Linked DNA regions of Mus musculus: region 2 is linked to region 1. The links are chromatin loops, found by intact Hi-C in ENCODE. Cell type or tissue: left cerebral cortex. All regions are shown on one strand. Links, peaks and the distances in the headings refer to the core of each region. The heading gives the core; the rest is flanking DNA. Region 1 overlaps Fhl2 (four and a half LIM domains 2). Region 2 overlaps Nck2 (non-catalytic region of tyrosine kinase adaptor protein 2).

Region 1 (16,605 bases), core at 4,262-12,261:
TGTGTTCCAGGAGAAGGGAAGCACGTGAGGGAGAAAAGTCGGTGCTACCATTTAATCATTAGTCCACACACTGTGCTTGACAAAATGTTTTATTCTGAATAATTTTATTGTAAGTCACATAAGTCTTCCTCTAGGTTTTACATAAAAAGGAAGTCACAAAGCTGCAAATCCCAGCTCTCCCTTGAAAATACATTCAAGTTCATAACACATGTTAATTGCACTTAAAAAATTAAATAGGATGTGAAGGAAGGATGCATTATAAAGACACTCAAGACTTTTTCATTTAATCTGCCTTGCATTTCTATAAAATTCCAAACCATCTTCCCATCCGGGGCTTACGGATGGATCTTGTCCCCACTGAGAAGAAAAGAACTAAAGGGTTTCAACAAATGTGAAGCCAGGGCAGCAAGAGGAAGCCTCGTGGTGGCTGGTGGGAATCAGAACACAGCATTGCCTGGTTATGAAAGAAAACATCCGAATCTCTGCGCCACGCGCTGTGGCTTCTGTGCCGCCTTCAAATATCCTTTCCACAGTCAGGACAGAGGATGTCATCTCTCTCTGTGAGGAAGCCTCGTCCCACCAGAGACAGGGAGCACTTCTTACAGTTAAAGCAGTCGTTGTGCCATTGGCGTTCCTCGAAAGAGATGTACTTTGTGCCACCCAGACCTGTGCACAAAAGAAAACACAGGTGACCAATTGCACCGTCTGATCCGCTTCAACCTTCGTGCCCACTGAACGACACATGTGCAGTGAGCGATCCACTTCAATGTTTGAGCCCGCTGTACGACACATGCGCAGTGAGCTTCAGACAAGCAGCTGAGAGCAGAGACCGCACATATAATCAACAACTCTGCACAGCCTCAAGGAGCGCAGGGTCATCCGAACAGACCCTGGTTCTAACAAGGGTACGGTAACACTATGAAAAAGTGCTGGTTTGACCTGCCCGTGTAGCTCAGCGATAGAGCCCTCGCCTATAGGGTTTGAGGGACTGGTTTCCATCGCTAGCACCCTGAGAAGAAAGGTGTCTGCTGTTTCCTCGATGGTTAGGTTTTTCTCCTGAAATGAAACCTGCTCCCCACAAGGGAAAGGGAGAAAGTTCCTTGTGCGTTTGCTGAGTGCTATAATAAAGGAAGTGGATGTAGGGAGGCAGAAGAGAAAAGGGTAGGAAAGAGAAAGGGTAGAAAAGTTCTGGGAAGGGCTAGGGAAGTAACAGCTTACAGAGGGGCGACCCTGGGATCAGCTCCAGAAGCAGGAGCTGCAGGTGAGGGAAGGGGCTCAGTGACTTGGGGTATAGTGTAGTGAAGGAACGCAGGATCACTGGCCCGAGCTGCCCCGGAAAGCGTTAAGGACTGAACAAAACCAGTTTATCTTTTCACAGTGCTGGAGGCAGGGCCAGGATCCCGCATCCTATGGAAGCAGTTGAGCACAGAGCTACACCCTGGGGTCCAGCATTGGTAAACAAACAAACAAACAAACAAACATCTTGACTCATGTCTGACTGTTCCCCATGAGATGTTTAGGGTCCACAGGGTGCTGACTACACTATCAATGACAGGTGGTCTGTATGGCCGAGGGACAGCCCGAAACAGTGAAGGATGGAATACATGGACTTATGTCACAGTTGCCATCTGTTCTGGCGAGATTTAGTTACTGTATTTCAGTTAATTAAAGTTCAATGTGATTAATCAGACTGTAAGGAAGTAGCTACACCTCTACCACTTCACTACTATCACGTTCAAGTTCTCAGACCTACAAAGACTCTAACTCACCAGGTAGGTTCTATTGTAACAAGCCCTTCCACACCATGAAAATCTCATATTTGGCAAGCCACGCCAATGCTGGGTCCTTGCATGTGACTCTTTGAAGTACCTGTGTCTTTCCAAAGGCCATTTCTGCTGCCAGATGGAGGACATACCAGCAATACTTATCAGCCCTCCTTTCCTAAATAGCTTGGGAGTGGCAGTGGGGGGGTGGGGGGGAGGCAAATTCCTGGAGCTGAGGCTGTAACTCAATGGGAGAGTGCTTGCCTAGTGTGTGTGAATTCTTGGGTTCGATTCACAGAACCACAAAGGGGAGGAGCAACATCCACGTATCTGCTTTCCTTATAAATTGCCTTCCCTCTTCCTAGAACCAGAACTTTGCCACTAGCCCTGGGCAGAATCCACACTGGGCTTCAGGGTTGCTGTTGTAACTTTTCTGCACCTCTGAGTCACCTAGGAAGCTCTGAGAAGTCCCCAGGACTGGGAAAGGCTTGGGAAATGGTGATGTCTCGTCCTAGCATTTGCATCTAAATGAGCTGCAAATGCAAGATGCTTCTTGTTTTTATTTTGAGATTTGTGTTTTAGTTTTTATGTGTGTGTTTACCTCAATATATCTCTGTGCACCACGTGTAAGCACATGGCCAGAAGAAAGTGTTGGGTTCCTGGTACTGGAGTTACAGACAGTCTATGGGTTACAGACATTATAATGGGTACTGGGACTTGAAACTGGGTCCTCTGGAAGGGCGTCCAGTACGCTTAACCACTGAGTCCTCCTCCAGCCTCCCTCTAAGAAGCTTTTAGGACACCCCGGCATCTATGCCATTCCACACGCCCTCACACCCTTGGTTAAGTTCTACAGCAGAGAGCTGGGGCAAAGAGGAGCTTTGGTAGTGGCGTGTGTGTGTGTGTGTGTGTGTGTGTGTGTGTGTGTGTAGAAAAATGTGAACGTCATGGGGGAAGGGAGTATCTCCTTCAAGACTCTTCTTTTGCCCTGAAAGGCCAGCATATGCAACAAGAGGTGGAAAAAGGAGCCAAACAAAACTATATATATATATAAAATTAGGATTCTTCATATATAATTTACTATATACATAGTATATATATATTCAATCTTTATTTTTAAGTTTTATATCCTATAATGTCCCTAACAAGACTGAATTAGCAAATACTGAACTACTGCTTTTAAGAAAGAGCAGGTTTCTAAAATCTTCTATTATGTTTCAAATGACCAAAGATGTTACTCTATGCATGCCTCTCTCTGAATATTAGACATTTTAATTTAATTTAAAATCACTGACATTAAAACTGGTCAACACCTTCTCTAACGTGTTTCCTCTGTTAAGACACATTGCCTTCTTATACTCAAGGGCACTACATGGAAATGCCCTGCCCCCCCAGTCACAAAAAATGTAAAAGACAAAAACAATCCCCACATCATTGTGGGACACATTATTTAAGCAGGGAGCTAGAGGCCAGGCAGTGGTGGTGCATGCCTTTAATCCCAGCACTGAGGAGGCAGAAGGAAGGGTATCTCTGTGAGTTCGAGACCAGCCTGGACTACAGAGTGAGTCCCAGCACAGCTAGGGCTACAAAGGAAGAAGGGAGCTAGAACACAGGGGCAGAGCTTCATCTATCCAGTGTCAGCCAGAGCATAGATGCGTGGGAACTCAAACCCACTGCTGCTTTGTGCACATCTGTGGGTCACTACCAGCAACCTGGGTATTGATTTAAAGTTGCATACCTATATGGATCGATACTGTGGTCAATTATGGATGAGAAGTAAGCATCACTGCACATAGAAAATTTTAAATTAGTGTTTTCCAATTATTCGTAAAAGCAGTATAAATTGTGTTGAAGAGAAAAAGTACTAAGGATCTATTAGAAACCTCATCGAAGCTCGGTATGTATAAGTGTTTGGAAATACAGCTAAGAGTACATTCTAGTTTGCAGTTTCAAAGTTCTTCTATATGTTCTTGAAAATCAATCATTGCTTTTCAGAGCATTAATTCTGCTGTTTTAAAGGAAGAATTCTGGTTCTTCTAACCTTTTCCCCAAATTCTATAACTGCAGCAGACATCCATGTCTAATATAAAGTACTTCACATTCATACTACGTTTCCATAAATTATAAAGTGTTGGAGACATTTCCTTAGCAGAAGCTAGGAAAACAGCTTCAAAGATGGGCAGGCCACTGAAAATGTCCCATTGTCCTCCCAAACTAATTTCAAAGGAAATACAGTATCTAAGTCGCTAGAATCAGATGTCTCAACAAAATTTATCTATTTTGTATATTTTAATTTTACATGCAAATAAAGCATGAACCAAGGCCTGCCAGCTGGGAAGTCCCATAGGAACAAGACAACTTGGTTCTAGGCAAGGTACACAATGGTCTGCAAGCGTGTCTGTATAAAGAAAGACCCTACCTACAAAGCTATAGGGGAAAGTCTGTGTCTCTCTGCTTCCTGCCACATATGTCTACTGACAGTGCATCAGGGATGATGCAATGTGGGCTGGTTAGCTTTTTGTCAACTCTATACAACCTAGAATTGTCTGGGAAGAGGGAACCTCTTCCAGTAGCCAAGTAGTCTGTCAGGCATTTTCTTGATTAATGATTGACATGGGAGGGGCAAGCCCAATGTGGAGAGTGTGACCCCAGACAGTGGTCCTGGGCTATACAAACAAGCATGTTGAGCAAGACATGAAGAGCAAGCCAGTAAGCAGCACTCCTCTATGGCTCTGCTTGGATTCCTGCCTCCAGGTTCCTGCCCCTTTTGTCTTCATGATGGAGTATAAACAGTAAGACAAAAGAAATCCTTTCCTTCACATGTTGCTTTTAATCATGGTGTTTATCAGAGCAACGAAGAACAAACAAAAACAGGTAGACTGAATGAATGGGATTGGAAAGACCACTTCAAGAAACACTCCTATATATGACAGAATACTTGCACTCTCACCCCCTGCCACTGATTGGTACATGGTGAAAAATCAAAGGGCTTTAGTCTGGAGCCAGTAGTCTTTACCTTCAATATCTTCACCATACTCAATAGCTCAGCCCAAATACTAGTCTGTCAACCAGGCACATTTTGGGCTCTCACTTTGTCTAACTCTTTGGGGACTGTGCTACTCAGAATGTGTCCCCACCTAGCTGTGGTTTGTGGTTAGAAGAGTCTCGTTAAGATGACATGAATACTTCAAATACCAGGTCTGCTGTTGGGGCTGAAATGCACCATTCATTTTGTTCATGTGACTATAATAGACTCAGACCCAAGCAGAAACACTCAATGACATGCCAATGGTTCTGCATCACCAGGCTTAAGGGGAAGCCACCAGCTGTGTTCTGAGGATACACAGCAGAGGCAAAAATGCTTGTTGGGCTCAGAGCCTCAAGATATTAACAACACTCTTATGCTAACACTCTAGACGTCCATGTTGTTCCAGGAAGCAGACAGTCTCTACCCTGGCAATGGCCTTCCCAGGACACTTACCACTAATGGGGTTGGTGCACCCAGCACATTTCTTAGCGTACAAGTCACAGAAGCAGGTCAGGCAGTATGGAAACTCATCCCGTGCTGTGAAGCGTTGCCCAGATAGCTGCTTCTTGCAGGCTGTGCACACAAAGCATTCCTTGTGCCAGGGCTGCTCCCGGTAAGTAACACCTCCTGTGGTGATAGGCTGGGGGAGACAAGTGTATGAGTCAGGGCTACCCCTGTTTCTGGTAAACATCTGTCACTGCTGTTGCCCATGAATGATGTAAGACACGAGCCCCACCCACAACAAATATGCAGTTTGTTAAAGTCGACATGGAGGGACCTGTGGCTCCAGCCACATATGTAGCAAAGGATGGCCTTGTCAGTCATCAGTGGGAGGAGAGGCCCTTGGTCCTGTGAGGGCTCTATGCTCCAGTGTAGGGGGATGGCAGGACCAGGAAGCGGGAGTGGGAGGGTTGGTGAGTGGGGGAGGGGATAGGGGGTTTTCGGAGTGGAAACCAGGAAAAGGGATAACATTTGAAATGTAAATAAAGAAATTATCTAATAAAAAGAAGAGAAGAGGAGAGGAGAGGAGAGGAGAGGAGAGGAGAGGAGAGGAGAGGAGAGGAGAGGAGAGAAGAGAAGAGAAGAGAAGAGAAGAGAAGAGAAGAGAAGAGAAGAGAAGAGAAGAGAAGAGAAGAGAAGAGAAGAGAAGAGAAGAGAAGAGAAGAGAAGAGAAGAGAAAAGAGAAAAGAAAAGGAACTTCATACCCCAGGCACCTCATGTTATCATCCATACCATTGCTACGGTTCCTGGCTTTCTCCCTAGTGATGTGGGGTCTTTAGGTTTCACAGTAGTGCAGGGGAACAGAAGGAATGAGTGCCATGGGGCATTGTCACCATCCCAGATAGGAAGGTAGCACAGTGGTCAGAGATAACATTGAAGGCATCGACTGCTACTTCTGAGCAGCCCTGAGATCCTGTAGCTAGAGACCTCAGTACCTCAGTTCTGTCTACAAAGTCGGAGTGATGAAGAGAAAAGGATGAATCTCTGTGGAAGCCTTCCTTCAAATCCCAGCAACTGATGGCCTCTCCAGCTCTACTCTCATGCTCAGCCTGTACAGTAACTAGAGAGGCAGAAAGGCAGAGGCTTTCTGGAACCTGCATCTGCTGGCGTGGGACCCTGAAGGCCTTTATCCTCGCCCTATCTTAAGTCATAGGAGGTTTCTGAAGAAGCTTCAAGGTGATAAACAGCTTGCCATACCTCAACTGCATCCAGTAACCTCCAAATATTGCTCTCCATATGAGTTTAAATCATGGTGGAGAGTAGAATCAGAAGTCAGGGGAGGCTAAGTGAGCCTCACCTCGACGTGCAGTGGCCACAGAAGATAGGCCCTGCCCCAGTGCTCTTTACCTTATGAACAGTATGGCAGCATTTGGCCATTTCTGAAGTCCCTGCATGAAGCTTGTGTGGCAAGATGCTATTTTTAGGCTGTAGATGAAGCAACTGAGTCCCAGATATTGTCCAAGAATTAAGTCAGAATCAGTTAATGACAAGGCAAGAAGGAGAATTAAGACTCCCTTCTGTCCAGTGCTCTTGTCATTAAACCACACATGAGAAATCATTTGCCCTGCCCCAGAAATGGAATTTATGAAAAAATATTCTGGGTCTCCATGTTCTGGGAGATAGAGGAAGCATGTATATATAAGGTGATGCTTGCTCTGTCTTGAGTTTCCTCTGGTCCTCCCTATGTGTTCTGGATCTAGTACCCTTCACACCCTTCTCCGCTCTTCTGTCTCCTATACCCTATGCTCCCCCACTTCCTCCCTCCCCTCCCCCCTCTCCCTTCCCCTCTCCCCTCCTTCCCATCCCCCTCCCCCTCCCCTTTCCTTTTCCCCTTCCTTCCCCTCCCTCACTTCCTCCCCTCCCCCACTTACTCCACTTCCCTTACTCCTCTCCCCTTCCCTTCCTCCCCTTCCCCCTTCTTACTCTTCCCCTTCCTCCACCTTTCTTTCCCCCCTTCCCCCTTCCTCTCCCTTCCTGCCCCTTCCTCCTCTTAACCCTTCTACCTCACATCTTTTATTCACTCCCCCAAGACTCCTCCTCTCTTCATACTTTCCACTTCCTCCCACTCCCTCCACATCTCCTCACACCCTCCTCCACCCCTCTTCACACCACAGCAGCTGGCTCAGCTTCACTTCATCTTAAGCATGGCTTTCTTGGAGATTTCTTTCCTCAATACCCCCAACCTCCACCCTCCACCCTCCACCCCACCTTAGCTGGTTCTTCTTGTTATCTACTCTGTGACCAATCTGTCCTGTCTCACAGCACATGTATCAGGACACCCTGCTGGCTGCAGAATCATTTCCACGAGGATTAAAATCCATCCTTTGAATGTCCCGCCCGTCCTCAGACCCCTCGTGCCATAGGGTGTCTTTCCTTGCCTGAGGATGGACATGCCCAGCTTGAAAGCCCTGAGTGTATTTAGGGAGCACATATACAAAGGCATGCACCCACAAGACTGTGCCTGCTGCACTTTTGCAGCTAAAAGGACCATATGGATGAGCAGATGACAGGAGGAGTGACTTAAAGGAGCCACAGGGACTGCTATCATAGTGTTGCCATGTGGAGTCTGTAGGGGTGCCTGCAGGTTTGTAGCCCTGGCAGTGGAGCTGATCTACAGGTCAACAACCACTAAACGGTGCTCAGGTTTCTGTTGTGCATATGCACAAATAAATAGACTCTATGGCCATCAAACATACACGAGTGAACACAGCATTCAGGATGTGCTCCCTGCCTTGCTTACAGAGTTCATTATGGGTGAACCCAATGAGAGCTTCCCCTACCACATCAAGATGAGCCTTGCTGGAAGGGACCAAACTGTTTCCAAGCCAGAAGTGGTGGCTGAACAGCAGAAAGAGATCCCAGAAGAGACAAGTGCAGGGGGTAAGCAAAAAACTGCCACAGATGTGGTGGAGGGCAGGGCAGCAGGGGAGTGAGGAGAGCGGAGGGCATAGGAGGGCAAGGAAGTGAGGGAGGGAAAGGGTTTAACAGGCCGGTATAGGTCCTAATGGGTACTGAAGTCCTGGAAGTGTCACCATCCATGGAGAGGTATGTGGGAGGGTGTGGCAGAGCTCCTCTCTGGTTCTTATTTATTCCAGATCAGCTTAGCAGAGACAGGCTAAGGATAAAGAGTTTCCCTTCCCTCCAACATCAGATAATAACATTTGGAAATGTTCTTGAAGGCATGATAAAGACCAGATCACAGACCCAATAGATCAACACACAGACACCCAAGAGAACAGATGCGCAAGGCAGGAATGGGCAAGCTCTCGTAGCATAGAGATGTGACAGGCATCCCTTCATGACAGCTGGGCCAAGGATGGAAGCTGAGAAGGACAAGAGGCCCCAAGGGATCCCGAGCACCTTTTTGCACTGCACGCACTGCAGGGCATACTGCTTCTCATAGCAGGGCACGCAGAAGTTCTGATTCTCCTTAGGTATGAAGCTCTTGGTTCCAATGGGCTGCTGGCAGCGCTGACAGGTGAAGCAGGTCTCGTGCCAGCTGCTGCCCTTGTATTCCATCTTGCGGGTACCTGTGGTCAGAGGCGAGAGAAATCAGCGGGTGCCATTAGACTGGCTGGAGTCCCAGTAACGTGCCTCCAGAGCCTGTTACCTCCTACCTAGTGTTACATGACATGGCAAGTCTCTTCTGCTCTCAATGGCTCCTCTCTAACTGGAGATAATTTCTATTTTGCCTTTTGTTTCAACGCTATACATGCAATCCTAGAACAATATGGTACGGAGTAAGTACTTGAAGTTTACATTAAATATGGTGGTTGGGAGTTTTAAGTGGAAATAAAAATTAATAAAATAAATATCAGTAAATTTTATTAATAAACTAAAATTAACAAAATAAAAAATTTAAAGTGCATTTTCACATGGTAAAATATAGATGAAACTCAGCATGGTTAGTTAATGCTTATGTGGTAGAGTTGGTGAAGGTCACTACTTAGCAACAGTTACTCTCTATACTCATGGTTTAAATTTCTTTCGGTTATCTGTGGTCAGACTCAGGTCAAACTGAAAATATTTAACGGAAAATTCCAGAGATATACAATTCATTCATTAAAGAAAGTTGCACACCTTTCTGGGTAGTGTGATGAGAAAGTGTACTCTCCTACCCAGTCTACAAGGATGGTGATTATCGGGGCTAGCAAGATGGCTCAGTGGGTAAAAGCATTGGCTGCTCTTTTGAAGGTCCTGAGTTCAAATCCCAGCAGCCACATGGTGGCTCACAACCACCTGTAATGAGATCTGACACCCTCTTCTGGTGTGTCAGAAGACAGCTACAGTGTATTTATATATAATAATACATAGATTTTGGGGCCTGAGCAAGCAGAATTGACTGGAACAAGCAGAGGTCCGAAAAATTCAATTCCCATCAACCACATGAAGGCTTATAACCATCTGTACAGCTACAGTGTACTCACATACATAAAAATAAACAAATACATCTTTTAAAAAAAGGATGGGTATTTTCCTGTTTCCCAGGGCATCCACACTGTATTTGCTACCAATCCACCTCATTGCAAGACCAACTATCATGATACTACAGTCCTTGGGTTCATATAGCCTTATTTTACTTACTTTTACTATGTTCAACTCACTAAAGTTTGTCATAAAGCAGAGTAAATGTAGGCTTAGTAGTATCAATGGAGGGTCTCAGAAGATACTCGCTAAGGATGGAGGGAATACTGTACATCCCCTGTTGTACTTTCATTAAACAACATCCATTTGGTTCACAGTGAAGCAGAAGTGACTGGAGACTGAGGAGATGGCTCAGCGGGTAACATTTCTTGCCATGAGAGAGCCTGCCAACCTGAGTCCAGTCCCCAGAACCCACCACAGAAGAAGCAAGCCAAGAGGTATCCTTTGACCTCCACAAGTGCACTGTGGCATGTACATGCCCCTATACACACTCTCGCATACACACACACACACACACACATGCACACAGACACTAATCACCAATGATAACAAATCAATGTCTGTGGTGTTGATGATCTGGAGTCTCCAGCCCAGTGTAGTGAGGCACTACAGCAACACCCTGCTGTGTGAACCACATTGTGATGGATCTCTCTGGTTTTCCACACTGTGCCGTGAACTAGAACGAGAGCTACTCTAGTCACTACTGTCATTGCACATTTCTATCACTCTTCAGTCAATATGTCCTAGAAATTTGTTCACTCCACCATCAACAACCTTGACCAACAGCAAACACTTGCATTTATTGACTGATTCTTTTTTTTCTACATCCCTAACGTGTGTATATTTATAAAATGAGCAAATTCAGAATTGAAGCTGTGTGTGATAGATACCCTTTGTATGATGCAGTAGACTAAGAAAAGAGGCTATGTGTAAGAAGATAAGAGTGGGGTCTTGTGTATGTATCCTCAGGGATATCCCACAGCAGTCTGTGGGCCAGACCCACACTGCTGTCTATTTCTTAATAGGGGTTTATTTTATCTGCCTTATGGTAGAGCTAAGAGGGCCTCTTGCATGCTAGGAAGGATTCTACCATTATACCCACAGCCCTCAAACCATTTACCATCATAGCCTCTGTTCTTTTTCTAACAGCAGAGGAGCTGCAGAATAATTGAGTTTGTGACAGTCACTGTATCATTTGCAATTAGAAAAAAAACAACAACAAACATGTTTATGGCTTTAAAAAAAATGGTAAGGTGTTGCTATCTAGCCCTGGCTAGCCTTGACCTCACAGATCTCCTGACTCAGCTTCTAGTGTGTGGATTCTCCATGCAGTACCACATCTGGCTTTTATGCCTTTGATGGGAAATATTTTCAGCTGTGTGGATCATATAAAGGATGCAGAATGTGGGCGACTTCAACCTAGGCTTCCGGAATGGGGGGGGGGGGGTAGGTAGCTGGAATGGGGCCCACTGCTCCAGACACAGCAGAAGTACACTGGATAATGCAAGCAACTATGAACTAGTCCTTAGCTCTCAGTCAAAACAGCAAGGTTTGGGCTTCTCTTGAGCTGGCTGGAAGGCTAGTCAGGAGACATCTGTGCTATGGGTGGCTAGGGATGCATTGAGACTTCTTAGATGGTTCTTAGACAGCATACGTGGGTCACTTTCTCAGCTTCTAATTCTTCCAAGAGGTTTTATCTTACATAGACTCTGTAAAATGCGCAGGGCTCATGTGTGGGTAACACACTGTGCCTTCTAACGTGGAGGTACATAGGCTGTCCAGGGGAACAACGGATCTTGCCGTAAAAATGACATTGAACAACCAGTGTGGGGGTGAGAGTGGGTAGTTTTCCAAAGTGTTTCCTTGGCACCCAGAGGCTGGCTCCTTTACCACCGTGTTCATCTTGGTCCTCTGAGCTGCTGCTGTTAAGTGGTCCACCAACCCAGTGATTTCTCACCGAAGACAGCTACGACTCTCCAAGGCTCACTCTCAGTGTGGGCTCAGGTAAATATGTATTGTTTCTTGAAACAGGGTCTGGCTTTGTAACTCTGGCTACTCGAGGATTTATTATTTAGAGCACGCTAGTCTAGAACTTAAATCTATCCTTCTGCCTCTACCTCATGAGTGCTGGCATTAGGAGTATATGCCACCATGCTGGTCTTTGAAGTAAATCTTATAGCAACACAGGGTTGGGGAATTGGTCCCTCAGGGAAAGTGCTAGGAAGGCCACCCATTGCCATGGCCACAGGCTGCAGAGTTACCATGCAATGTGGCTAGTATGGTCCTGTTCCTACCCAAACAGTGAGGAATCAGGAAGATGTGGGTGCAAGATTAGAGCTGGCCAGTCTCCTTGAGCCCTTCTTCCTCTGATACCAGCAAGATAACAGATGACGGGGGCCTAGCATTTAGTTTGTGTGAACTGGCCGGTCTAGGGACAGGATTATGATGAAATTCTGGTTTTCTGTCTTGTCAGTGTGGTGTGTGGGGCCGGGTAAGGAGAAGGACCTGGACTAAGTTCTGTAAACCTGAATCCACTACCAAAGCTCCAAAGAAGCTCTGCCCACTCTTCACCTTGCCCTTTGGTTTTTATGTTTTAATTGGTGTATGATATTTACATGTACCAAATAGGATGCAATACTCTAAGCAAAGATTGTAAAGAGGGAGGTCAAAGCAGGGCCATTTCTATGTACAGGCATGTCTGCAGTGTCAGCCATTCAGAAGGCTTTAGCAAGGGGATCATTTGAGACCAGAGTCTGAGGCAAGCCTGGCAATGCAGAGAGATCCTGTCTCCTAAAAGATGAACAATAAACAACAACAAATCCCCTGGTCTGAATGCTGCTGTGAATATGGTTTTTTAGATTAAATTACTGTTTGCAGCCAGCAGACTTAGAACGAAGCCGATTATACCCCTTGCAACAGAGAGGTCTCATCCAATCTGTGACAATCTTGTGAGCCAAGAACAAAGTTCCCTCACGGGGAGGAATTCTCAAGACCAACTCAGAGAAAGCTTGTAGTCCCGTGAACTCTGGATGAGTCAATGCACATGGCCTCCAGTGTACAAAGGGACATGAGTGTGTTAAGCTCCCATCAGCAATATCACTTCTATATTCAAAGTAACTCCGATTGTCAGGGTTCACTTAACTACGCACTGACAAAGGACAGTCCTGCAGACCATGACCTCCCTGTGAGGTGAGCAGACCAAGGCCCACCTAGCTCCTGGCCACACCTAGGGCATAAAGCAAAGAGCACTTAGGTTCTTGGTCCAGCACCATGGACTATATAGGGATGCCCTGTTGAGGTAGCTCCCAGAACTGCTCTTATATCCTGTTAGAGAGGCTATGTGTGCTTGCAACAGCAAAAGACCTCTGCAACTCTTCTGTCCTCCATTTCCCAGCTATGTCCCAGAACCCAAGTGAAGGAAATGAGTTACGCTGCAGAGTGAGCTTCCTTGTCCATGTGTTCTGCACCCGTGCAGGTGTAATATACTAAGACACAAAAACCCCTCATATGTGGAGCTGACCCAGCTGCTCTCTGCAGACCCAAGTCCTCCCTCTGTACCTTTATCTCCCAGGGCCTGCCTGTCTGCTCACAGGCAGGAAATGTCCTAGCGCTGGTTGACTAGGCATAAAGGATAGGGAAAACTGGAGGAGCTGGGGGCATAGGAATCACACAGAAGAGAGTGGAGCACTTCAGAGGTGAATGAACAAAGCCAAAAAAAGGGAGAACAGAAGCAGCAGTAGGTAGACCCTGGGGCTGGGCTACAGCAGTATGAATGGTTGGCTACAACTCTGGAGCTAACTAAGCTACTATGTAGCTGCGTGGCTGGGCTGCAGCTGTGTAGCTAGGCTGCAGCTGTGTGGCTGGGCTGCAGCTGTGTGGCTGGGCTGCAGCTGTGTGGCTGGGCTGCAGCTGTGTGGCTGGCTGCAGCTGTGTGGCTGGCTGCAGCTGTGTAGCTGGGCTGCAGCTGTGTGACTGGCAGCAGCTGTGTGGCTGGCTGCAGCTGTGTAGCTGGGCTGCAGCTGTGTGGCTGGCTGCAGCTGTGTGGCTGGGCTGCAGCTGTGTGGCTGGGCTGCAGCTGTGTGACTGGCAGCAGCTGTGTGGCTGAGCTGCAGCTGTGTGGCTGGCTGCGGCTATGAGGCTGGCTGCAGCTGTGTGGCTGGCTGCAGCTGTGTGGCTGGCTGCAGCTGTGTGGTTGGGCTGCAGCTGTGCAGCTGGCTGCAGCTGTGTAGCTAGGCTGCAGCTGTGTGGCTGGGCTGCAGTCATGGTAAGGGTCTTAGAGAGATTCTACTCACTAGAAGAACTGCAAATTGACTTCCCAGGGCTGTTGTTTAGAAGACTGCCAAAGAATTAATTTGCTTTCCTTTTGGAGACGGAGTCTTGTGCTGGTTTTGTCTGTTTGTTTGTCTGCTTTAGTCAACTTGATATGAGGTAGAATCACTTGGGGAGACAGAGACTCCATTTCGAAAATGCCATCAGACTGACTTGTAGGCAAGCCTTTTGGTTGATGATCAATATGGGAGGGTCCAGTCTTTGGTGGGCAATGCTCCAATGCCTCCTGCCATACCCCACTTGGGTCCTAAGTTTCTAATTAACGTGGCTTAAAGTTCCAGCATCACCAATCGCCATGCAGCTATGTCTTCGCCACCCCTCCCCAGCTGTGCTTCAGACAGGGTGCTTCTGTTCCCGTCACAGTGTGTCATTTAAAAGTCGTATTAACCAGAAAAATGTTGTAGCAATAAGAATCTATCTTACTGAAGGTCTAATTATCTCCTTTGGAAAAGTATTACTTCTCACCCCATATATCTTCCCCAAATACTTCCCATATGTCAGTCTGTCACCCAGAACTCTGCAGTCCCTCCTCTTTGCCAAAAGCAATGCAAGCCAGAAATAAAACAGAAAGTTAGTCACTCTCCCACAGAAGGATGGGAGCTTGAGTGTGTGGATGGAGCTCAGCAGCAGGGTGTTCACTGGCGTGTAGGAGGCCATGAACATCCACAGCACCACAAGTCAGAATCTGACTTAAAACTGTCTCCTAAGCATCGTGTTCTTCACACATCGATGGGGCCCTGCTACATAGGACGACACAGGGTTATGGTGGCCCTGGATCTTAGAGTTAGTATTCGATCCATTGAAACTACAAACTCAAAAACCCTTGACAACTCTAACTCTCTCTCTCTCTCTCTCTCTCTCTCTCTCTCTCTCTCTCTCTCTCTCGTGTGTGTGTGTACACATGCATGTGCATGTGCACACGTGTGCTCATGTGTTTGTGTGAGAGTGTGTGTGTAGGCCATGCATATGTGTAGAGCCCAGAGGCCAACTTCAGGTTTCATCCCTCAGGAATTGCATCATCTTTTTTCTCTCACTAGGACTTTAGGCTCAATCATCTGTCAAGGTTGGCTGTGATCTTCCAGATTCTGTATCACGCATCTTCATCTGTACACGAAGACACATTCACTGGCAGATGTTATAGTCAGCACTGAAGAGCCCATGTTCCTCACACAGCAGACACTTAGAAACACCCAGGGAGAACGGGTACCCTCTCCACCTCCAGCCCGTTCTTCTTTCAGGACGTAACTGCTTCTGGGACTTGTATTTTTTCTTCCCCTTGGTAAAAATGGTTATTGTATCTGAGTTGGGGCAGAAACAAACAGAAACAAAGGGTGACAGCCTCTTTCCAACAAAATCGCCATGAAGCACTCACGTGGCCCTGCCGCATGGGGGCGCACTACACATCTGTGGAAAGGAATTACTGTGGCTGCGACTGGAGCCTGATATACACTTGATTCCAATGGCCAATCAATGCTCCTCGTTTCTGTGAGCTGTGCCTTTGAGGGTGGTCACAGAACAACGTGGGACTCCCTGTGTGAGGAAGACTGCTAGCCACAGGACCACATGTGGCTAAAGCATCAATGAGTCAGTGCAGAGGGAGAGGAGGGGCATCGGTCAACATCCGCTTTGTCAGATGAGTGTGAACTCTGCAGTCGCACTTCTTTAAAGCCCTTTCTAACCTCCCATTTGTTCTGACAGGGGGATTTCACGGTTTACACACCCCTGTGAGGTGCTGAGAAACGGGCGTTTTCTGACTGAGCCATTTTCCAGCCCTAACTTCTATAGCTTTTACATGTAAAGAAATGATGGTGATGGTGATGGTGATGGTGATGATGATAAGTGATACCTCTAGTTCCTACTACTTGGAAGACTGAAGTGGTGGGATCAATTGAGCTTTCTTACTGCCCCTCCCCCATCTTGTAACTGGCTGGCCTAGAACTCAGAGATCTGCTCTGTCTCCAGCTATAGAGTGCTGAGATTAAAGGTGTGTCCCATCGCACCTGAGACCGAATAGGATTCTTAAAGAAAAATAATCCTTTTAAATGGCGTTATGTTGCTCGCATTTATCAGTGGAGTGAACTGAATTTTGTCTAGACTTCTCTTTAAAGTTTAACATATTTGATAGCTTTACTTAAAAGTTCTTTGATTAACAAACTTCAAATTCTTAAGTAGTTCCAAAACTGAGTTAAAATTATAGGTATTGTGATAATTAAATATTATTAGTGCTAAAATAGCTAATACATTAAGAAATTTCAACTAAACCGCAAGCATGGATCATTCTCTCAACATATACTTTACAACTCAGAATCTCAAGGTTAACTCATGTTTTTAAAATCTCATACACACTTTAGTAGTTACTTAATATTTCTGTGGTCCCGAGGTATGCAAACTACTGATACAGCAATTGTTATTGTGATCTACAAACATGTTACATGACATTTATGGCTGTCCTGGGACATACAAATCCTGTGGGCCACAGAGTGGATACACCTGGTGATTCTAAAGTTTCTTAATATGTCTGCTTCCCCTTGATTCTAAACCTCCCTCTGATTAAAGGAT
Region 2 (16,605 bases), core at 4,559-12,558, 330 kb after region 1:
CATAAAATGGAACATAAACGTTCATGATAGTTAAGATTTGAGAAATGATGAAAGGCAAAAAAAAAAAAAAAAATCAATGATAGGGAGTGGAGCTTGGATGCTTGGATGTAGATTCATTCTGGAAACTACTTATCAGCTCCTTTGTGAAGGAGGCTCTGGAGTTGGGAAGGACTGAATGACTAAGACTGCTTCAGTGGCCTTGGAGAGGCAGCTCTGAAGGGTTACACTGTTCTTCGGACGACTCCCCTGCGCCCATCTGACATGTGGGAATGTCTTGAGGATTTCCAGGTTGGCTTTGGCCTCTTCTAGTGGTAGAAGGCAGGGTTGCCTCTTAGTCTGCATCCTTGGAAGCAGCTGCTCAGACTCCCTTTGGGAACTATGGCACGGGAGCGTGTGCTCCAGACCTTTGCAGACTCGGCCTCTGGTGTTTGGAGGTTACTCGAGTCTTGGTAAGCCTTTTGCACGAGCATTGAAAGTGCCTGGAAATGATACAGTCTGCCCATGTCTATCGATTTTCCTTCAAGGATATACCTCCGCTTCAGAGTGTATGAACTTTGGCTGAGGATTTAAGGATGTCTGTAAGTCAACAAATATTTTAATTATATCACTTAGGAGCCTGCCTGCAGAAGCATGCTTGCTGTCTTTCCTTTCTTCCTTCTGTCTGCTGTGTCCATTTTATGGCTAATCAGTTTACAAGCTTGTATCAAGCCTGGGTGTGTGAGGAGGGCCAGTCAGAACTGATAATAAATTGTTCTTATTATTGGGTGTGATGGAAGCCAGCTTGATGTTGACATAAAAACCACAAGCTACGTTAGTATTTTTTTTTTTTTCTAAGCAAGAAATAAAAGGATTCAGAGTTATGCTGGAAAGTTTCATCAGTGAATTTAAAGAAACAAACTTAGCAGAATATAGCAAGATAGATAATAAATTGAGTCTTTCTGCCTATTCTTTCCCCCTTTCTGTGCTTTGGGGATTTCCCTTCATTTCTTCACTCTTGTGTGGTCCTGTGTTCAACCACTGGGCTTTTCTATGTGCTATGTTCACCTGGGCGCACACACTACCCTTTATGTCCTTGTTCACAGTCTCCCTAGGATCTGTTTTGCTTGGCTTTATAGATTGACTCTTATCCCTTCTGATCAGTCCTCGGCTTTGCCTGGGCAGAACTAAAGCGTGTTTGATGAACTGCCTGTGGGTCAAGAGTCTTGGTGTTCTTTTCAGACTTGATTGTGCCTTGTACCTGATACACTCAGTCATCCAAAGAAAAGCTAATTCTGTCTACAGTGGAACTGGATTCTCTCTTCACGACTGTGTCTAATGGGTCAGGGGTCCGTGCCTGAGGGAGAAAATATGTTTTAACATCCCGCATATTAGTGCATGCATGGCTTCCTCTTCATTTTGGGATCTGATTTGCTATCAGATTTGGATTGGGAAATAGAGACAGTTCATTTTTGCAAATTCAAATCGCTTTTTTTCAAGGTTAGTGTTTTGAAAAACTTGATGGACGCTTGAACATCCTTTACCTATGTCTATAAAACTCATTGATTTTTCAGCTGAGCAACTTTCCTGTGCTGACATTTGGTAATATCTAGAGACACTTGTCATGCTTAGAGGTGCTGCAATGGATGGTTGATACAGGCTGGCTGTTGCAATCCTGTAATACATAAGCCTATCCCCACAGCCAAGTGTTAACTAGCTCAGAATACCCCGAGTTAATCGGCCTTGGCCGGAGTGAATGCAATTTTCTCCACATAAGTGTTAGTGAAGTTGCTTTTAGGAGACCAATTTCATTCCTCCATTTTCATTAACATAGTGAAAGTTATACGTGTTTAGAACGCCTGAATACCACTTGTACATCTATGTCCTTAAATATGTAAAGGAGACACTTCTATGTACTTGACTCTTTGTGTGTGTGTGTAAAATAATGCCAAAGTTTGTCAGTCTGCTTATCCGTGTCCAGTCATCATACCTGTACCACATACCTAGGAAGAGCCCATTGTTGCATTGTGACACCTATCTGAGCTGTGAATAAAGTCCATTGCTCTCAGAAAAGCCCACTGATGTGGGGTAATAGGGGACCCTTTATCAGTTGCGTGAGCAATGGCTGATCAAAAGACATCAGTTTTCTTAGAAACTTTACACGGATGATTATCCAGAGAGATGTATTTTGTTATTACCAAAGTTCACGGGCTTGAGGGCTCAACCTGGTTTGTTTTGAGCTGGGCACGCGCGTTAGTGTTTGAATGTTTGATGTCTGCTTTCTATGGTCCTTACCCTCTTCAAAGAGAGAGCACAAATACCACAAATTAGACCTTAGGAAGGAGAAGGAAAGGGGAAATTCTAATTTGGCTGTTAGTTGCTGACTCCCAGCATCTACACAACTATGGATTAGCCAGCCTAGGATATGATGACTGTCTGATTTTTTTTTTTTCCCTTTGTAAATAGGCTCTTTCTTGATCAAGCAGAGGAAAAAAAAAAAGGACCCTAGCAATGTGGAGGAGGCTTGCCAGTTGGAGTTGCCTTGTCTTCGCAGCTGTCTGTGTTGTGTTGATTATTTCCTGTCCTTTCTTCTTCCTCTTTTGACCGAATTTCTTATCACCATTCTTCCGGTTCTGTTACTAGGATGAATACTATACAACACAGTGAAATTTCAGTGTTCTGAGATCTTAAATCTTATAGCTTATCTTTTCTCTAGCCCTATCTCCGATGGCTGAGGATCCTCTGGAAAGTTAATGGTAACTCTTGGGGGACAGAGGAACTGCTGAAGTTAGGTGAGGCTGAGCAATGTATGTATCTTTTTGTTGCCTATAGGCTATTCAGTGCCTTTTCTTCTTGGAGGGTGGGTAGAAGGAATCTTCTGTTGTGAATCGGATGTTTTGTAGATGAAGAAATTATCCAAACTGGCCGTATGCTCCCAACTGTGAATGGCTTTCTGGAGAGAGATCTGTGGTATGGGGATGTTTCTTGAAACCTGCACTCCACTGCGGTTTGTCTCCTGCCTGTAAGCATCTGCCTTAGGTGGGGGATATTTTGGCTTTTCATTATAATTTGAACTGTATTAAATTATATCATTCTAAACTTGATTAATAGGTTTATCTCAATTGGGATGTCTAAAGTCTTGATTCCTATGGGAAGTAGAGATTCTTTGTTACTGATTTGGCTAGTTACACAATTGCATGTATCTTCTCTTAACACTGTTTTGTGTTTTTGTGAAAGAGGTTGCCACAGTGTTTCTTACAGGGCTTTGGCGCTTTTATAGTTAGTGTGATGTAGTCCTTGATTGGTAGAACGTTTCCTTTAGGAAGCATGAATAAATGATTTAAGTGGCAGATCCAGGGCCCTGCTAGTGTATCAGATCCTGCACAGAGGTTGAGGCTGAAAGTGGGTGGATGTAGAGGTGACAGATCATGTTATTCTTCAGACCTCTCTTGTGTGGTGGACTACTGTTGGGATTGTATTTTGAATAAGCAGTGTTCACTTAGTGAGTATTTATTGACACCAACTGTGTGCCAGGGCTGTGGGAGCCAGCCAGAGATCTACCCCCAGGGAGCCTGTAAACTAGCCTAGAGATTTCTTTTAGTCCACACTCATTTCTGACCTTTAATCACCATCTCCACATTTGCGTGAGAGGTGACACTACACAAAGTCTCTCCCACCCTCCCTAACACCAACAGAAATGTAGTTCCAGTATTTTGGAGAAGGATAACTCTTTCCCAAGTTCCTTGGAGGTGGAGGCTAGAATGGTCACCTGAGAGTTGTTCCCTGGTGTAGCTGTGTACGTTGGTGGCTGCCTCAACATACTCATCCACTCATGTAGATATTTCAAGGACTCAGATGAAAGTCAGACCATTTGTTTGCACACAGTAGACTCTTGTTTTGGGGTTAGCTAAACCTGTTCTTTCTTATAATGTAAACTCTGCTTGTCTGTTGCTTACTTATTTAAAAAAAATCAGTAAAACTACTTATTGAAGGTTTTAGCTGAATATTGCATTTAGGTAGCACACAGATAATTTATTTCTTGTTTTGTTTGATAATGGTGTAAATGCACTAGCTCACATTTTGTTTGTTTTTATGTATGGATTTTGAGATAGGTTTTCAGGCCCTGGCTGGCCTGAAACTCAGAGATCCACCTGCCTTTGCTTCCTGAGTGCTGCAGTTAAAGACATGGGCCACCTTTTAATTTAGAGAGGGTTTATTCAGTCAAATTTCTGTTTCTTGTGGAACAGTGGGTTTTGCAGATCAACCCTGTCCAGCTAAGGCAAGGGCTTGTTTTGTTTTCTCCTAGGTCTGATTTGGAAAGTACTTCCTTTGAAACTTAAAACTGTTTCTTACTCTAGTTTGAATGTTTCTTTTTATATCAAGGTCCTGAATTTTTGTAAATGCAGCTTTTCAGACTGCCAGTTTCTCAATCCAGTGCCCAGATCACAAAGGTGGTTTGTGAAACTTTTCTAGAGGTGGATAGGTGTCAGCCTTTATTTTTAAGTTTTGTTTAGCATAGGAGAACAAACCAACATTGCTTTTCAACGTAAATAGGGTCTTGGTTATTCCTGCCGAAGTAGCCTTCATTTCCTTTGGCTTCAGATAATATGGATTAATGTAAAAGGGGTTTTTGTGAAATACTAGAATTAATTAGTGATAGACTAGTTAAGGCTCCATTGTTTCTCTTGAAGTTCATTTGAGAGTAAACCAAGTTTGATTTGGAGATAGGAGGTTTGTGATGGATTAAAGGTAGAACATGTTGGATTCCTGGTTTTGGGCCTTGAGAAAGGGAGACTTTGTATTAAGTTCTTGTTCAGTTTCATTGAAAGTTGCAAGTTTGCTTATATAGTCTATTTATCATTTTATGTATTCAAGCATACACTGTTCTTTTGGATTTCAGTAATGTAAAAACCTTGTTCTGTTTTATTACGCTGAGCCCCCTCCCTCTCTCCCTCCCTCCCTTTGTCCCTCCCTCTCTCCCTCCCTCCCTCTCTCCCCCTCTCTCTCTCCCTTCCTTTTAAGTTGAAAAGTTAGTATTAAATTGAGGACCTAGATAGAGCTCAGGGCCTTGGGCTTACTGGGCAAAAGCCCTTGCACTAAGCAGTATCCTCAGCCCCACCCCCTTTTTTTCTTGAGTATTGAGATTCACCAGTTTTATCAGAGTACAGTTTGTTGCTGTTCAAAGGCCACCATGGTATTCTGTACATACGTTTTAATTTTATATTTACATTAGCATGCCCCTCACCCTCCAATGATCTCCCGATATAGCATAAGCTAGCTGTGACTTTGCTGTGTAGCCCAGGCTTGCACAGGAGATCTTCATGCTACCTAGCCCTGTGGGCTTGAATTGCTAGTATGTACCTCCAACCTATCTGTGCATTTTAAAATACTTTCAGATAACTGAGACATAACCAGCACCACTTTTTCTCACTTGGTTGTCTGGCATCAGTATAGGGCCCTCATCATATTTAACGATCAGTGTTGATACACGATGTTAACAAAAGCCTGGGCTATGTTTAGATTTATATAATTAGTTCCTAACATCTGTTTCTCTGTCCCAGGACCCCACATTGCTTTTAATCCTGTCATCTTCGTTTCAACTGTCTGGCGTAGCTTTCGGGGCTTGGTTCTGGTAGTTCCAAGCACCTTGGGCAGGTTTTGAGGGTTGTTTAGTTTCCTCATGATGAGTTTGGGGTTCCGAGCAGAGAGGTGGAAACTCCGTTCTCTTCACATCACAGGTGCCGCTGCCCTATTTCAATTTCTGTTGCTGTGCTAAAATACCCTGACAAAAACCAACTTCGGGGGGTGGTGGGAGATGACTTCTAGCTCACAATTCTAAGTCATAATTCTTCATTTTGGGAGAGTCAAGGCAGGAACTTGGAGTAGCAAGTCATATCCCCAGGAGAGCCGAGAATCAGTTCCCGAGTGCTTACTGCATAGCACATTGATTTCACTGCAGTTCAGGGCCCGGTCATGAAATGGTGCTGCACTCATTCGGGATGGGAATCTCAACCCAGTTAAGGAAGATCTGCCACAGATTTGCTGACAGACCAAACTGTCTAGGCAGTCCCTTCTGAGACTCTCTGCCCAGGTGGCTTTTAGATTGTGTCACGTTGACAGTTACATACTGTCAGCATAGTTTGCAACTGTATGCTAACCTCCACCACCTGGTTGGGGTACAGTTTTTTCTAATGTTGATTTTTTTTTCCCCCTTCTTTCCATCTCTGGTCTTTGGGAAAAGTCAGCTTCTGTACCTGGAATGGTTGTTTCCTTCTTTTAAAGATTTGTTTATTTATTTAATGTATCACCATTGCTCTCCAGACACACCAGAAGAGGGCATCAGACCCCATTACAGATGGTTGTAAGCCATCATGTGGTTGTTGGAAATTGAACTCAGGACCTCTGGAAGAGCCATCCGTGTTCTTAACCACCGAGTCATCTCTCCAGCCCAGAGCGGTTGTTTCTACAGTAGCTACTCGGAACTCTTCATAGGAGATGATGACGTTCAGCCTGCAGGAGACAATTTCAGAGGCCATAGAAGGCATGGCAACATGGCTCCTTGGCACTGTGGTGGAGGAGGCGATAGGGTGGTTCTTCAGCATATTTCTAGAATGTGGTTTTGGGATATGGAGAAAAATACATTCTCAGGGCCTGCTTTGCACTTAATGACTTTTTCTCCTGGGACAAATTGGTCAGAAACCTGTTGAGACGAGTTTCCCAGGTGATTCTGATCTGTATGGGAAGTTAAGGGCCTCTGCTATGGATTAGAATCTGAGCCCTTCTCCTGACTTGGCTTGTGTGGAGGCCCTGTGCTGCTCTATGCTCTGAATCCTTAAGCTCCAGGCAGGGGCTTTTATTCTCACAGCGTGTGCTGGCTAGTCTTAGGCCAGTTTGACACACAAATTGGAGTTATCCAAAAGGAGGGAATCTCAACAGAGACAAAGCTTTCATGAGATCCAGCTGTAAATGGGGAGGGCAGAGCCTATTGTGGGGGATGCTATCCCTGGGCTGGTGGTCTTGTGTTCTATAACCACAGACGATGAGCAAGCCAGTAAGCAGCACCCTTCCATGGCCTTTGCATACGTTCCTGCTTCCAGTTTGTTCCTGTTTGAGTTCTTGCCCCGCCTTCCTTCAGTGATGAGCAGTGATACAGAAGTGTAAGCCAAACAAACCCTTTCCTCCCAGCTCGTTCTTTAGTCACGGTGTTTCGTTGCAGCAATAGAAACCCTGAGTAAGTGCCCACCCCGCCCCCCAGTTTCTACCATCTTGGTCTGACTCCCTTTATATGAGCCTATGCCCCTTCTTTCTAGATAGCTTCACTTCTCAGTTTGATGGTTTCAGGTTTGCGGTAGAGGAAGAAATGAATGACAGTTCCGAGACCTTCTATAGAAAGGTCTGGGCCAAGGAAGGGAGACTTGTAGTGGTATCATTTGAGTGTGAGGCCAGGAAACAACTTAGTCTTCTGCATCTCCGAAATTACATAGGTTACAGAGCTTCATTGTATCCCTTTATGTGACTATAACTTATGATGCTGTATTTGTGTATTAAAATGACTAAATATAAATTCAACAATGTTTTTGAACTTGCAGTCTTTTCAATCTGTGCCTCTGTTGTAGCTGATGTCCATTTTGGTCTGCATACACACACACACACACACACACACACACACACACGGAGCGAGAGAGCGAGAGAGAATTGGGGGGGCGGGGGAGGGTCTTACTTTATGTTTTAAATAGGATCTCACTGATTTACTAGCACAGGATTCAAACTCCTGGTCTCAAGTGATCTTCAGAAGTACTAAAATTACAGGTACACACCACTGTATCTAGCTACATTTCTGCTGTTACTTATTTAGTTATTATTTTATTTATTTATTATTTGAAACAAGGTCTTTCTAGGCAGCCCAGGCCAGTTATGTAGCTAAGACTTGAACTTGAAGTTTGCCTGCCTCTGCCTCCCAAGTGCTGGGATTAAAGGCATGGGCTATCATACCTAGTTCTGTCTGGTGTTCTTCTTAAAGAAAGATTACTACTAGTTAGAGATGACAGATATGAATTTCAGTGGCTTTGTGTGGATACCACTTGACTCCATGACATTTATGGGGCTGGGGAACATTCAGGGCTGTCTTGGGCTTTCCTGTCACAAGGCTGGTGACTGGAAAGATGCCTGTGAGAGTGGGGAGTGAGCCAGGGGTTTCTGCTGATTCTTCAAACTGAGGGAGGCCTGGCCTGAGGGTGTCGGCTCCAGGACTTACTGGGCAAGTGTCAGATCGCAAGCTTGGCCAATACTTATGAATCATCTCGAATCTGCCTTCCCTACTTACAGCCACGGCAAATCAGGAACTCTCTTCTCTGAAAAGGGACTTAATCTCTGCTTCAGCCCCCAGTTTGAGATCTAAAGGTTTGTTAAAATGGGAGTTGGAGCTGATATTGTATAGAGTTCAGAATTATTTCTTAGAGAAGACTTATCCTATCCACACCCGTCTGCTGATAACTTCACAGGGGTTTGTGGACTTGTGATCAAAACAGAAACCCAAACCAGGCATTTTTATTCTGACCAGCTTTTAGTTCATATATAGTATTTCCTTTAAGCGTGACTTTAGTGGCACAGTCCATACCCTTTGCAATGACCAGAGAAATAACAGGAATTTCCATGTGGTTCCACCGTGGCTGCATGCTGCAGGCGAAGGCAGATTCCTTTCCGCTTTCCTTTGATTTCCTGTTAGACCTGCCACTCGATCTTGCTGGTCATTGTGTGCATAAAGATGCCCCGCCTGAGGTGACCTGTGACCATATCTCAAAATTAGTTTGGAATATTGAGTTAGTAACTTACGATATTAAAATTGCCTAAAACCAAAACCATTTAAAACCCAGAAGGTTCTTGAAAAAGTCTCCAGGCCTCAGTAATGTGCCTGTAGAGAAAGGGCACACGGCATAGAAAGACAGACCTGGCTGGAACAAACATAATCCTGCCTTCTGATGATGTCCTTGCCACCGGCCAGAGGCCGTCTGCCTAGGCCTTGCAGGAAAGTAGCTCAATTTTGTTACCTAACAGAACTCTTCCCAGCCTTGCAATGTGTTACCTACCTTCAGGTAGATAACATAAAATATGTTCTCCAAGGGGGGGAAAATCTAAAAACAATTTATTTAAGTTATAAAAAGCTCCATTATTGTTTTTATAAATAAAGAATTAATTCATAGTAGGAAATTATATACTGTTTCTTGGCTAAAAACACTAATGTACATTTGTTTGGTTTAAGAGGTTATTTTATAATGTTTTGGCAGTTGGATTGGGCCTTTACAGCCTTGTGATGACGTCTAGGAACAGAAAAAATGTCAGTATCTTTAGAAGATCTCACGCCTTAAGGTTTTTTGGCTCTCTGGTGTTCTGAGGCAAAGCAGCCCTTGGAGCTTTTGACCTGTGTTTAAAGAAAAATGCTGTGAAAATTCAGTGATAAGACTTGGCACACACATTGCTTGCATTGGGCTTCTGTGGGTGCAGCACTGTAAATACCAGGGGTGAGAAACTCCCTTTAGCGATGCCTCAGAGGTGCGCTCTCAAAGCACCACGGCCACGGCAGCAGGCGCTGATATTTATTGAGTACTTAACAGGGCTGAGCATTTCATACCTGTTGTCTAATTTGATTCTCTCTACAACCTTACAAGGCTGCCCTTGTCCTTGTTTAACAGATGAAGTGGCTGGTTTGAAGAAGCTAAGCAATTTATCCAATTGCTAGTCTTGGCAGCTTTACTTTGGAGCATTTTCCTGTGGGTGTGCTCTATTTGCACGCCTCTGCCATGGTGCTTGGCTTGGCATTGGCCACAGTCACGATTCCTAGGTGTGTTGCATGTTCATTCTCCAGATTAATGGGCGGTGTGTGGTAGACATCCATAATTATTTTAGCCATGCAGTTTGAGTGGACGAGCTCCCTTAGCTGTGGCTGCCCTCCCAGGGCTGCTGCTTCAGGGTTCAAGCCCAAAGCACTGTGAAGCTGCCTCAGAATCTGATAGCCAATCCTGTCTGTCTGGGAAGGAAACCAGTTCTGGTTGTCTAAAGAGAAGCTGGCGGCTTTGCCAGGCAAAAAGATCTGTAGGTGCAAACAGAGCTCCAAGTATTTTATTGAGACCCAGATCCATCCCCTTTCTTTTCCTCCTTTCCTCCTTTCTTACTTGCTTACTTAGAGATTTATTTATGAGGGCCCCAGGTATGCTAGGCAAGAGCTCTACCACTGAACCACACCCCTAGCCCGAGACCTTGATTTCTGAGACACAGTTTTTTGGCACTTTTTATTTATTTTCTTTCTGTGGTATGGATGCCTTTGAATAGTAAGGATGACACAGTAACTTTATTCTTCTTTATTGAGTGTATCTCTTTATTGTTCTAATTTTATAAATTCATGTCTTGCTAAAATGAGCAGAACAGACTCCTTAAGACAGTTGTGAAGAAGACTCCTCCCCATCTTGCAGACTTCCTGTTCTCAGCTTCATGTTTGCAGCCTCTGTTTTTGTGGCCACTGTGTATAACTGTACAATCTTCTCAACACATACATCTCTCCCTTTGAAGGGACTTCCTGACAACAGATGAAACACTCTTAGCCTTGGCATGTCCTTTTAAGAGTGACTGTTGCTCTTGGTAGGTTGTTCATTGGAGCCATATTTGGGGCACAGGGTAAATGGTAGAGTTGGATTATTATGCTTTTAGTCAGTGGCCAGATGAAAGAGAGGCCTGGGTATTCCTTTGTTTAGTAACCCATTTGCTACACACAAACATCATCTAATGGTGGGGGTGTGCTTGAGAAATCTGTCATGTGATTCATGTCACAAACCTAAATGGTACAGGAATACCAGACAGCCATGTTACACACCTGGAAGGTCTGGATGTATGTATGTATGTGTGTGTTCATTCTCTTGTTTGTAGTCATGATGACAGCTGTACAAGATTAAATTAAGCACAAGAGAACATGAGGCAATCAGGAGACACAGTAAGCTCCAAGTATTTAAGACAGCAGAGGGGTTATAGTTTGTGTGTGTGTGTATGTGTGTGTGTGCTATGAGCAGTCATTTATCATCAAGTGTAATGTCCTGCATACAATTGCACATGCATTTACATATGTGGCACAGTCGGTTCCATGAGCATCAGTGCCAGGGTGGCTGTGACATTACCAGTCTGTAGGATGTTTGTGTTCCAGTGTCCCCTAAGAACCACTGTAACTTACGTGATTTGTCAGTGACTGAAATTTCATTATGTGGCACATTATTGTATTTTCCGTCAGCTTGTCATGCCTGAAACAGGCAGATAGCCTACCAGAGGTACTATTTAGATTGTACGTTTTAGAAGAAGACATGTTTTGACTGGGTGTCTTTGTAGGCATGTGTATTGGATGTGGCAGGCCCAGACTCCAGACTCACAGAGCTTAGTAGTAGGCTGTGTATTTTCAGCTGCTACACGTGTACTGTTTATTACGCAGTGTCAGGTGACTAATACAGGATACCAGAGTGGCCTATTTTTATTACTTCTTGGTCAGCATTTGCTACCAAGCATGACTCTTCAAAATTACTATTCTCGTTCTCCGTGAGGTTTTTATGGTGTTTCCCCTAATTTTTTCAAGAGTGCAGAAAATTACTTTACGGGGTACCTTTTTTTTTTTTTTTTTTAGCAAAAGGGTGAAGAGGAGATGTTGGAGGTGAGGGCCAGTTTGAACCAGTGGGTGTGAAATGCCGCAGCACTCGCAGCTTGAGGGGCACAGAAGGTGTGCAGGCCTTCCAGCTGGGAACTGTGTGTGCTGAGGGCGTGGTCCTGGAGGCACTGGAAGGAGTAGGAGAACTTGGTCTGTTTTAACCTGCCATAGATACCTTGCTCTCTGAGGGCTCTTTTCCCTTCCCAGAGCCCATCTACACTGTGGCCTGTGCTAGGAACCCAGGGATGGGCTTCTGCAGACTGTGCTTGCATCCACACACCCTGCCTCTGCTCCCTCATAGGTTTCAGGCCCTGCATTCTGTTGCCTTCTGTAATGAGGTCTGTTAGATTTATTACTAGTTTTAATGTCTACAAGTTAGTATAATGATAGACTAGTGCCTTTGTTTTCAGGGGTTTTTTGTTTCTGTTTTTGGATGCATACTGTTGGTCAGACTCAGGAGTGGAGGGAAGTGTTGGTCTCAGAAGCCTGCTGTCCTTTAACTCCTTCCATGTGGGTTGCACATAGGTGCACATAGGTCGCTGTGTGAGGTGGATGGTGCTCAGCAGCACACGGAACCAGGGGCTGCTGCTTCTGGTGCTGACTGAGCATAATTCCATCCACAAACCTTGTGTCTGTGTTTAGAGGGCCTGCGGGGGTTTTATTCCCTCTGTGCGCTTTGCCATTGCAGGGATTCTGTGTGGGTGAAGTCCACTCTCACCTACCAATGCTGAACGGTCGTGCTCACCTTCCTCTCTCTAGAAAGAGGAAGCCTGGAGTGTTTGATTGTGGAGTCCTGTCTGTTCCTTTCATTAGATCCCTTTTACTTTAGTGGTGTCATATTTATTGTTGTTGAGCCACTGTAGGCAACCCCATTTAAAAAGTAGAGAAATGTATTAATGTAACTTCCCATTCAGTTGTTACTGTAGGGCAACTGCCAGCATAGTCTGCTCGTGATGGACAATAAAAGCTTAGAAGTTGACATTGAGTTAACTCGGTAGGACTTTATTTTTTTCATTTAGCCTTGTTTCCACAATAGCTTAACTGCTGTTTTGTGGAAGGTATTTTTGTAGATGTTCTAGCTTGGTGCGCTGATAAGACACATTTAGGAATATCTCTTTCTGAATGTGTAGAACAGTGCTTGGCAAATAGCCCCTGGACTGAATCTGTCCCGCTACCTTTTGTGTGATCAGCCGTATTAGAACACACCCTGGCCAGGCATGGTGGTACATAACCCTAATACTTGGAAGATGGAGGCAGGAGGATCAGGGATTCAAGGCCAGCCTGGCTATGAGTCCCTGTCGCAAAGAAAGAAATACACAAAATCAAAAAAGAGAAAAAGAAGACAGCTGGGATTGGTCAGTTGCATGCTGCTTGTGGCCGCTTTCGTGGTAGCATAGTCGTGGTAGCATAGTCGTGGTAGTGTAGTGGGATTGAGTAATTGTGAGCTTGTGACCCACAAGGCCAACACACTGTGTTTTTTTCGCTCTTTCTGGAAGAAGCCTGTTCACCCTGTACGCCGGAAGTACAGATCTGAAGTGTGACAATGCTGCTTTGGAGCCTTGCCTGCCCCTTTCTTGGCACCATAGCTCTGCACTGTTTTCTGGGGCAAGAGGAGGAGGCAGCCTTCAGCAGAGGGTTTCTGAAACAGAGTGGTTCCTGGCTTATACCCGATGTCTTAATCTGTAGACTTGCTTGTTTCTTCATGGAAAATTTGAGGTAAATTTCAAAGTATTATCCTGTAGAAACAGAGGGCAACCTGTGTGCGAGCACTACAGATATAGCACCCGTGACCCCCGCAACCACAACTGAAAAGTAAAAGGAAGCAGACAGATTTTAGTGGTATGTGGATGAACCCAGTAGAACCCATGTCATGCCAACATATAGTCAGCGTGTCAATTTACTACATTCCAACCCCCCCCCCCTTTTTTTTTGAAGACTGCAGCGTTCCCCCTGTTATGTGTCTTACTCTGTAGCACGTCACAGCTGGAATAGCCATATCCTGAGGAAGCAAGCCCCCATAGTAGGCAGCCCCATCCTCTGATACCAGCTGGCTGGCCTATATAATAGTCACCCCCAATGCAGACTGCAGGACTGGTACATTCCTCCTAAGTTATGAGCACTTGGCTCAACAAGACTGCCCCTCCCCGGCCCCCTTTCAGATGCTAGCTGCAAAAGAACCGCCGCTATTTCTGACTGATCAGTTAATCAGTTAATAAGTTCCCATGCCTTCCTCTTCCTGTTCATGAATGCCATGCGACAGCTGCCAGGACTCAGGAAAGGCCCCGGGTCTACCTGCAACACCACATTTTGCAGAAGTCAGTTACTGCTAGTTTGTTAGGGGACATGCAATTCAGGAATGGCAGGGGACAAGGATGCACAGGCTGTGTGTGGCTGGGGCAGTGAGTGGCTCCAGAGTTTTTACAACCTTTCCAGTTTCCTTCAGAAAATCACCCCAAGGGGCTCATTAACCAGGGAGTCCCCAATCCAGTGTTTAAGAGTTAAGACCCAGTTACTGTTCATCTCTCCTCTGAGCAAGCAGTGGAGGCAAGATCGAAAGACCCCCATATTATGTCCCATCATACGCACAAGTTCAGTCGTGGCCTTTTGTGGCCCAGGATCAACTATCACTCTGGAAATTCTGAGGTTTTCTGGGAGCTCTGTCTGGAAGCCTAGAACACTGCCCAGAGATACTTTTTTGTATTATTTCCATGACAGGGCAGCACTAACTCAAGGCCCACCCATCCCCACCCCTTCCCCAGCTGGCAAGACCTATTTAAAACACTTCTCTGTGAGCAGCTGAGGCTTGCTTATTTTCCATTCTCCCTTGCCCTTGTCTGAGTAATTGTGAATCTCACTGCACTGGTAACTCCCCCACATCTTGGTTCTCAGGAAGCAAATGCAGGAAAATATAGTAACATTACTAGGGATCTTTAAGCGTAGCATTGTGACTGTGCTCACAATAACTTGCTGAAGAATAACCGAGCTGTGGAAGATAAGTTTCCCTGTGGGCTTTCCGAGAAATAGGTTATGTAGCTAAAACTCTCTCCATCCTGCCCACTGTCCTTGTGGACGGTGCGCAGAGCAGACTGACATGGGAGCTTGTCTCATAACCGTAGCGCTCTGGATCTGCTCGGCCTCATCTAGCCAGGTTTGGTGGATAGGGTGTGTGCGTCTAGGTGCTGCTGGTAATTAACGTAGCAGAGGGTTTTGAGTTCTTAGTGATGTCTTTAGCCTCTCTTTGCCTCCTGTGGTGCTTCTGCACGGCGTTGTTTTACCCCACATGTTGGGAATAGAAGCTGGGGCCTTGAGTATACTTGGAGGAGAACGCTCGATCACTAAGCTACACTCACTTGGCGTTTTAATGTTTATTTTTTAGGTTTTTTTAATATGAAGCTGCATTCAGGACTAGGAGCCAGAGCTCTGTCTCAGATCTTGCCCTCTTCAGTCAGCCTGTATCACGTAGATTGTTTCTTGATCCTTCTTCTCTAGGAGAGAAGGTCTGTAGATGGATAGTTACAATATGGGTAAGGTTGGGTAGAACATTTGTTTAACTTGCGTGAGGCTCTGGGGCCCAGCTCTAGTGCCACACAACAAACCCCAGAGCAAGACAAGCAGAGCGGTGCCTTGTGCCGAGCCTTATTTAAGCCTTTTCACAGGAATGGTGTCGCAGTAGAATAACCGCTATGGAATTAAGCGGATCCTGGCCGCTAAAGGGGTGTCTGAGAGGTTTAAGCATTTCCTACTCTGAGCATGTCTTTGTACAGATGCTTTAAAACTGAAGAGGGTGGCTGATGGCCTCTGAGTGTCTTAACAGCTTCAGGAGGAAACACACTTGGTACCTCCTCTTATGGCGGACATTCTTATGAAGGGTCGCACCTGTACCTGCCTTCTACTTTGCTAGTGGGTGAAATACACAGCGTGGTTGTTTCTAGGTAATTAAGAGGCTGGAAACTTACACCGTATGTGAGTGTGTTTGTGTAAATGATGGTATTTAAAATAGTGTCAGTGGAAGCAGGGGGCTTTAGAAGCAGAAGGTTAGTAGATCTGCTTTAGAAAGAAAGGCCAAGGGTCTCTAAAACGGTCCTGACATAACTCAGAATTAGACTGCCTGTGGTATCAGCAGGCAATAGTGCCTGGGATGTGGACAGCAAGAGTAAATTGAGTTGTTACTAGTGGTGTGTGTGTGTGTGTGTGTGTGTGTCTGTCTGTCTGTCTGTCTGGGTGGGTGGGTGAATATGCATACCTATGTATGCCCAGGGGAGGCCAAATTCAATGTCAGACATCTTCCCAGTTTGCTCTCCACGGCGTCTCACTGATTGGCTAGACCAGCTGACCATCAAGCTCCCAGGATCCTCCCATTCATGCTGTGCTTTCTCCAACACTGGGAATTTAGGCATGTTCCATCATGCCTGGCCTGGGTGCTAGGATCTAAGTCAGCACCTTCTTTTTGCTCAGCAAGTACTTTACCCACTGAGCCATTTTTTTCCCCCCTGGCTTGTGAATTAGTTTCCATTATTTTAAATATGGAGATGTTTAGCAGGTTGGTAAAAATATTTTTGGTCTTTTAAAGTAGTTCAGCTCTTGAAGGAAGTCATTCTAAGGAGTAGTCTGGGCTTCACGCGCTGGCCTGGCATCTGATATGCTTCTCGACCGCTCGTTATCAGATCTGCTGTTAACACTGTGATTCTGCCGTTTTATAACTGATCGTTTCTAGTAAGAAACGTGGGGCCTGGTTTGGACAGATTCTTCAAGAGTACTTTCACTCTTATTATGCCCCTTAGGTAGAAACCAGTATTTTGTTATGACTAAAAGAAAGTTTTTAAAAGCTAATATTTCTAAAAAGGAGGCAGTTCAGGTTTTCTTAGAGTCCATAAACCTTTCTAGAAAAAGCTGGATACCTAGCCATTTTCTTCTGCCCAAAGTCAAAGTCTTGGTCTCAAGGCTGTCTTTCT

What was found. Hi-C counts contacts between places; a loop is a spot of excess contacts. Peaks named below come from ENCODE experiments on the same cell type or tissue, not always from the same donor. Only the 100,000 strongest peaks of a DNase experiment are listed, where the experiment ranks them.
Region 2: it touches region 1 in a loop (3-fold over the local background); 2 of 42 quality-filtered maps call a loop at or near these places.

Annotation. Positions count from the first base shown.
Region 1 is chr1:43,123,000-43,139,604 of GRCm38, forward strand. It overlaps Fhl2 (four and a half LIM domains 2), which reads right to left. Exons shown (of 6, transcript NM_010212.4): 4 at 8,653-8,822; 5 at 5,245-5,431; 6 at 72-666. The coding sequence ends at 515. Among named protein-coding and RNA genes, the nearest start is that of AI597479, 33 kb to the left of the region's middle. In left cerebral cortex, for the core only: no CTCF peak of the experiment used is centred there; DNase peaks (open chromatin) are centred at 5,380, 7,432, 7,760 and 11,457; H3K27ac peaks cover 1,967 bases.
Region 2 is chr1:43,454,660-43,471,264 of GRCm38, forward strand. The region is part of intron 1 of Nck2 (non-catalytic region of tyrosine kinase adaptor protein 2); the gene reads left to right. Among named protein-coding and RNA genes, the nearest start is that of Nck2, 17 kb to the left of the region's middle. In left cerebral cortex, for the core only: no CTCF peak of the experiment used is centred there; DNase peaks (open chromatin) are centred at 9,490, 9,850, 10,475, 11,286 and 1 more place; H3K27ac peaks cover 2,817 bases.